Linked DNA regions of Mus musculus: region 1 is linked to region 2. Evidence: chromatin loops called from intact Hi-C (ENCODE). Cell type or tissue: heart. All regions are shown on one strand. Region 1 overlaps Cbfa2t3 (CBFA2/RUNX1 translocation partner 3). Region 2 holds the start of Gm10612 (predicted gene 10612).

Region 1 (2,500 bases), 73 kb before region 2:
TCCCAGCCCTGTTCATCTGTTGCCCCTCTGCCCTCACCTCCCAGGACTGCTGCCTGCCAGCCTACATCCATTGACTCCTTACTGGGGCTTCCAGCAGAGGGGCGGATCTAGAAACATATTGCTGGCTTTTGGCTAGACACGGGTACCGATGATTCTTGAGGCTACCCTGCTGAGCCTCTGAGTCAGCTGTGTGTGTTAACATGACCCTAAGAGGTCTCCACAGGGAATTTCTGGTGACTCCATAGCCTCATGTCTTCTGTGACCCTGTCCCCAGGCTCGGCAATAGGGTCTCTCTGAGAATCTGGCTCAGGTAGGAGATGGGATTAGTTTAGCTATATTGTAAGTGGAGTCTGGTGGCTGCCACCCCCACATCCTGGGATTGGCAGAGGGGTTGGGAGGCCGAGGCGGGAGCAGCTGTGGCTGGTGCAGCCCTAAGAAACTGTGTGCTTCTGACCCTAGCCTGACTCCTCATGTACCGTTTAATTCTTCAAAGTGGCTGAAAGCTGTATCACGCTTCATGTGATGGCTCATACTTATACTCAGTACTGGGGCAGGAAGATCACAAGTTCAAGGCCGGCTTGGGATCCAAAGTGAGGTACTGTCGAAAACAACTCACTAGTAATAAAAACTGGTGTGGGTTCCATGCCTCATAAAAGAAGGAGACTCTGTGGAATAGTCACATGACCTGAGATAATGTAGTCTGAGTAGAGACTAGTCACATGACCTGAGATGTAGTGACTGAGTGGCACTGGGCTCTCCCCAGCCCTGCTTCAGTTTCTTCCCTAGGTCTTTCCTGGCCAACCAGAGCTGCTCAGGGGCAGCATCCACATCTATACTGAGAACAAGCTGGCCATACAGGATGGACTGGACAGGGATAGACAAGCGGCCACGGATGTCCTCCTGCACGCCCTCCATCTCTTTGTATGAAGCTCTCTTGGGGTCCGGCCTGGATTTTTCCTGTACTTCCATGTGGAAGGCAGGGCATGGCGGGCCGTTCCCAGGCCAAGGCCGTCTGGATGGGGCTCAGGCCCTCCCTGGCCAGTCTCCCCCCTGAGCTCAGTGTCTGCAGTGGAAAAATTTTGTCACCCTCCTCTCTGTGCTATCCTGAGATCGCTGACACGCCAGGCCCAGTGGGGCTCCAGCCAGGCGCCTGGCCTAGGGACAGGCTTACCCCGATGCTGGCCTTCCCAACAATGCCTTCAAAAATACACCATGTTCCAAGCCGGTCACAGTACTAATGACAGTCGCTTCCTCCAGGCAGCTACTGGTGCAGCCTGAAGCGCTATGGCTGGGTGTCTGGTTCAAGAGGAGCCTTCTCTTTAGCCAGGACACAGTTGCCACAGGAGCAGATGGAGAGAAGGGTCTTTCTGCTGAGCCGCTCTGAGGCTCTCAGTGACCCCTCAGGCCTTGAGTGTCCCTTCAGTGTTCCCTCAGACCCAGTGTCTCCACCAGGCCCTCAGTGCCCCTCAAGCCTTTGCTGTTTTTCTCAGCCAGGTCTCACCATCTCCCTCGTGTGGACAGCTCAAAGAACTTGGCCCCAGCCGTAAGCTATAGGTCAGGCCCTTGAAACTCAGGGGTCCAAGGTTCATTTGGCGGGGGGAGGGGGTGTCCAAGATGGACCCCATTTGCCAAGGATCTAGCAGCAGCACAAGAACCTGAAGTTCCTCTCCTCTATGACCCCAAGACTTCTCTGGTACAACCGAACACCACGGTGACCCTTGTCTGTGCATCAGGTCTTTGAACACAGTGATCCGGTGTGCGCAGTGATCCGGAGGAGCAGCAGAGCCGTCGTAGCAAATGCTTACTTTATTACACAGATGTAATTAACCTGATCGCCACATCCGTGGCCCACAGGGCAAACATATAGGACAGCAGTAGATAGAGGTGGGTGGCGGGACCCAGCACCCAGATAGATGTGTAGGGCATGGAACACAGCTTTTCATGAACAAAACATCCAGTACTCTCCTCCCAGCTCCTGTAGGGGGAGAAGCAGTGGCTCCCCAGGCAGGCTGTGTGATGCTATGCTCACCCCAGGTATGGTGTGAGCTGAGGGCTCCTGGGCCTCTTGTCTGGGTTGGGAGCAGGAGGATGTGCTGAGCAGGCCATGCTTTGACTCAGATGCTGCATTCCTGTCTCCCAGTCTGGCTTGGTACCCTAAGGGCCAGCTGAACGGAAGGAAAAGGAACAGAACACAAGACAGAGGTTTCTAGGATTTGGGGACTTGTGCGAGTTGTTGGTTGACTGTCCTGGGCTTTATCTGTGAGCTGTCTCCAGGAATAGACAGTCCCCCTGAGCCCAGCTCGCCTCAGGCTTCTCTCCCTATCTTCTCTTCCTCTTGCCAGCATGATGGGTACCCAGGGGTCTCTGCCCAGCCTCATTTCAGAAGCTTCCCTACATAGTAGGAGCTTCAGGATGAGCAAGGAGTTCCCAGGGGGACTTGTGAATGGTCCCAAACACCCAGCAAATACTCCTTTCCATCCGTGGATTGAGGAGGGGCAGA
Region 2 (2,500 bases):
GATCCAGCAGGAGCTGGAAGAGGCAGGCTGGATGCTCTAGTGGAGGTGTGAGCAACCCTCCGACAGCCTGGTCCCTGCCTGTGAGAGACCCCCCCTGGAAACCCACTGTGTCAGCTCCCCATTCATCTCTAGTTAACACAGGGAATGATTCCAGGGCTGGCTGCACCATGACACCAAAAGGCGTGGCCCCCAAGTCATTCCTACAAAATGGCCCAACATCGGCACAGAACCTGTGCATGTGTGCTGGGTGACATGATCTCTAACACATATGGACAGACCTATAAAAACAACTACAAGAGACCCAGTGTTTCTCTGGAGTAATTTCTATTCAGGGTTAGTGGAATCTATGCACGTGGAAGGGCCCCATGAACATTCAAGCTCAGTGGTGGGACTGGTGGGAGGAGGAGGGAAGAGAACAGGGAGAGGGAGAGAGGAGACAGAGAGGGGTCAGGGGAGAGGAGGGAGGAGGGAATACTTAGTAGAATCTAGCTAGCCCAGGGTTGGGCTCAGAACTTCAGTCTGGGCTGAGATATCTGTCTCTACCTTGTCCCTCCTGCCTCCGCTTGGGCTCCTGCACCAAGTGGCACTCTCTACCTCCTGCTTGACGAACTGGGCCCCATGTTTCTCTAAGGCCACACCAGCAAGCTTGGCTTAAGGGGATACATCCATCTGGATCCTCCAGCCTACAATGTCTGTGGGTAGTGTTCAAGGTCTCCCTCAGTATGCGGCACCCTCCTGGCCCCACTCCTGGGAAGCAAGCCACCATCCAATCAAACCTCCAAGACCTACAGTGCCCTGCTATGAATAGTGCCCACAATAGATGCCTAATAAACACAAGACTGTGAACACTCTACCTGACCTGCTTCTGCCCCGCGGCACTCTGGGGTCTGCAGTAGACAGGAATACCACACCAGCATTCCAAGGAGTGGGGTGGCTTTGTGCAGTGCTGACCCCTTGTTCCTTTCTCTGTCACAGGGATGATGAAAGTCCATGCCCTGGCTATCCACCTCACCCATAGCCTGGCATGCCTCAGCTCACAGCAGAGTCCTACTCTGTTGCTGTTAACGGTGAACCCAGCTTACGGTGTTCGGTATGTACTGGCTTTGTAGGGCAAAGGTTGTTGGCAATCAACAAAGCCAATTAACCCATGTTCTGTCTCCAAGATTTTCAGATTCCTGGAGGGTTACAGTCATCTAAACCTGCCAAAGTGGCTCAGCTTTATGCTGCCTCTGGTGTTGATTTCTGGCATTACAGAGCCCCACATTTGTCTCCTTGGGTGAGGTTTTTAGGGAGTTACTGGGATGCACCAAGTGGGGACATTACACTGGTGGGTGAGTATTCTGTCAGAGACATATGCAGACTGCTCTGGGCACCTCTGCTCCACCAATACCCCATCCATGTTAAAGGCACAACCAAGTTCAAACACATCTCGTGGCCCTGAGCTTCAAAGGGCCCTCCAAACTGCTCTATCCAAATGGCACAGTGGCCTTTCTCCCACCTCCGGCTGACTTCTTGCCTTCCTCCCAGTCTCAGAGGAGCCATGTGGGAGATTGGGATAGAAGGGAGGAAGGACCTGGCCCAGGGCAGGAAGCAAAGGGGACAGATTTGGCGGCAGCTCTCAGGGCGGTGGGTCTATGAGGACATCCTCTGGGAAGGGTAGTTCCCTTGCGCTCGCCTGCAGGGTAGTCACATCTGGGTCTGTGAACAAGAGCATTCTCCCTGGTGTCTTTGAATCCCACACCTGGCCAAAGCCCAAAATAACACATGTTGTTGTGGGGAAGTTGGGCCACATATACCTGGGCACCATCGTTTGAGTCCTGTATGTTTTGGACGACCTGGGGTCTGGATGTTTGGGCCTTGGGAAAGCCGCAGGTTTGGGCAAACCTCGCAGTGTTTCCCTCTGCAGAAAAGGGTGCCGTGGGCCCAGGATCTGGACGTGAATCTGACTGCCACAGCACAAGCACCGTGGGCTCAGGCAGGATCCAAAGGCTGCCTAGAGTGTGGCCATGTGCCTGTGAGCCGGGATGGAGCCACCTGCTTGCATCTCTGAGTCCTTGAGGTTCTTGGAGTGAGGTGAGTGATGTAGGGGAAATGGCTGCTTGCTGAATTTCCCTCCCTAAAGCCAGCAGCCCCTGGCTGGAAATGAGGTTGAGACAGGTCCTCATTTCCCCCAATGCTCTGCTGGAAGTAATGCTTATGTGCCCGGGCCTGCCCTGTCCTGCCCTTAACCTCCTCTTTGTATTTAGAAGTATCTGAGAGCCCCTGAGTTCTAGCCTAAGCCCCCACTGTAGAAGACACAGCCCATTCCCTCCTACACAGAGCCATGCACCTGCCTCTGGGTGGGGCCAGGATTCAGGCTTGGCAGCTGCCATGCTCTTACGGGGCCACCTGCCCCAGCTGTGAGGGACACGTTCCTGTTGGTGGGGGGACTGTGTTGATATTTGAGGTAGGTCAACACAGCCACGCTGTCAACAAAGCTGGACACACACACACACACACA

Evidence for each region. Hi-C counts contacts between places; a loop is a spot of excess contacts. Peaks named below come from ENCODE experiments on the same cell type or tissue, not always from the same donor. Only the 100,000 strongest peaks of a DNase experiment are listed, where the experiment ranks them.
Region 1: it touches region 2 in a loop (2.5-fold over the local background); 1 of 42 quality-filtered maps calls a loop at or near these places.

Annotation. Positions count from the first base shown.
Region 1 is chr8:122,623,350-122,625,849 of GRCm38, forward strand. Cbfa2t3 (CBFA2/RUNX1 translocation partner 3) reads right to left here. Exons shown (of 12, transcript NM_001109873.1): 12 at 1,787-2,500. Among named protein-coding and RNA genes, the nearest start is that of Pabpn1l, 1.9 kb to the left of the region's middle. In heart, a CTCF peak has its summit at 1,497; a DNase peak (open chromatin) is centred at 1,112; H3K27ac peaks cover 579 bases.
Region 2 is chr8:122,696,201-122,698,700 of GRCm38, forward strand. It overlaps Gm10612 (predicted gene 10612), which reads left to right and starts at 1,659. Exons shown (of 3, transcript NR_166074.1): 1 at 1,659-1,819; 2 at 1,907-2,073. It also overlaps a transcript of Cbfa2t3 not described here. In heart, a CTCF peak has its summit at 1,242; a DNase peak (open chromatin) is centred at 1,581; H3K4me3 peaks cover 2,199 bases; H3K27ac peaks cover 1,081 bases; H3K27me3 peaks cover 801 bases.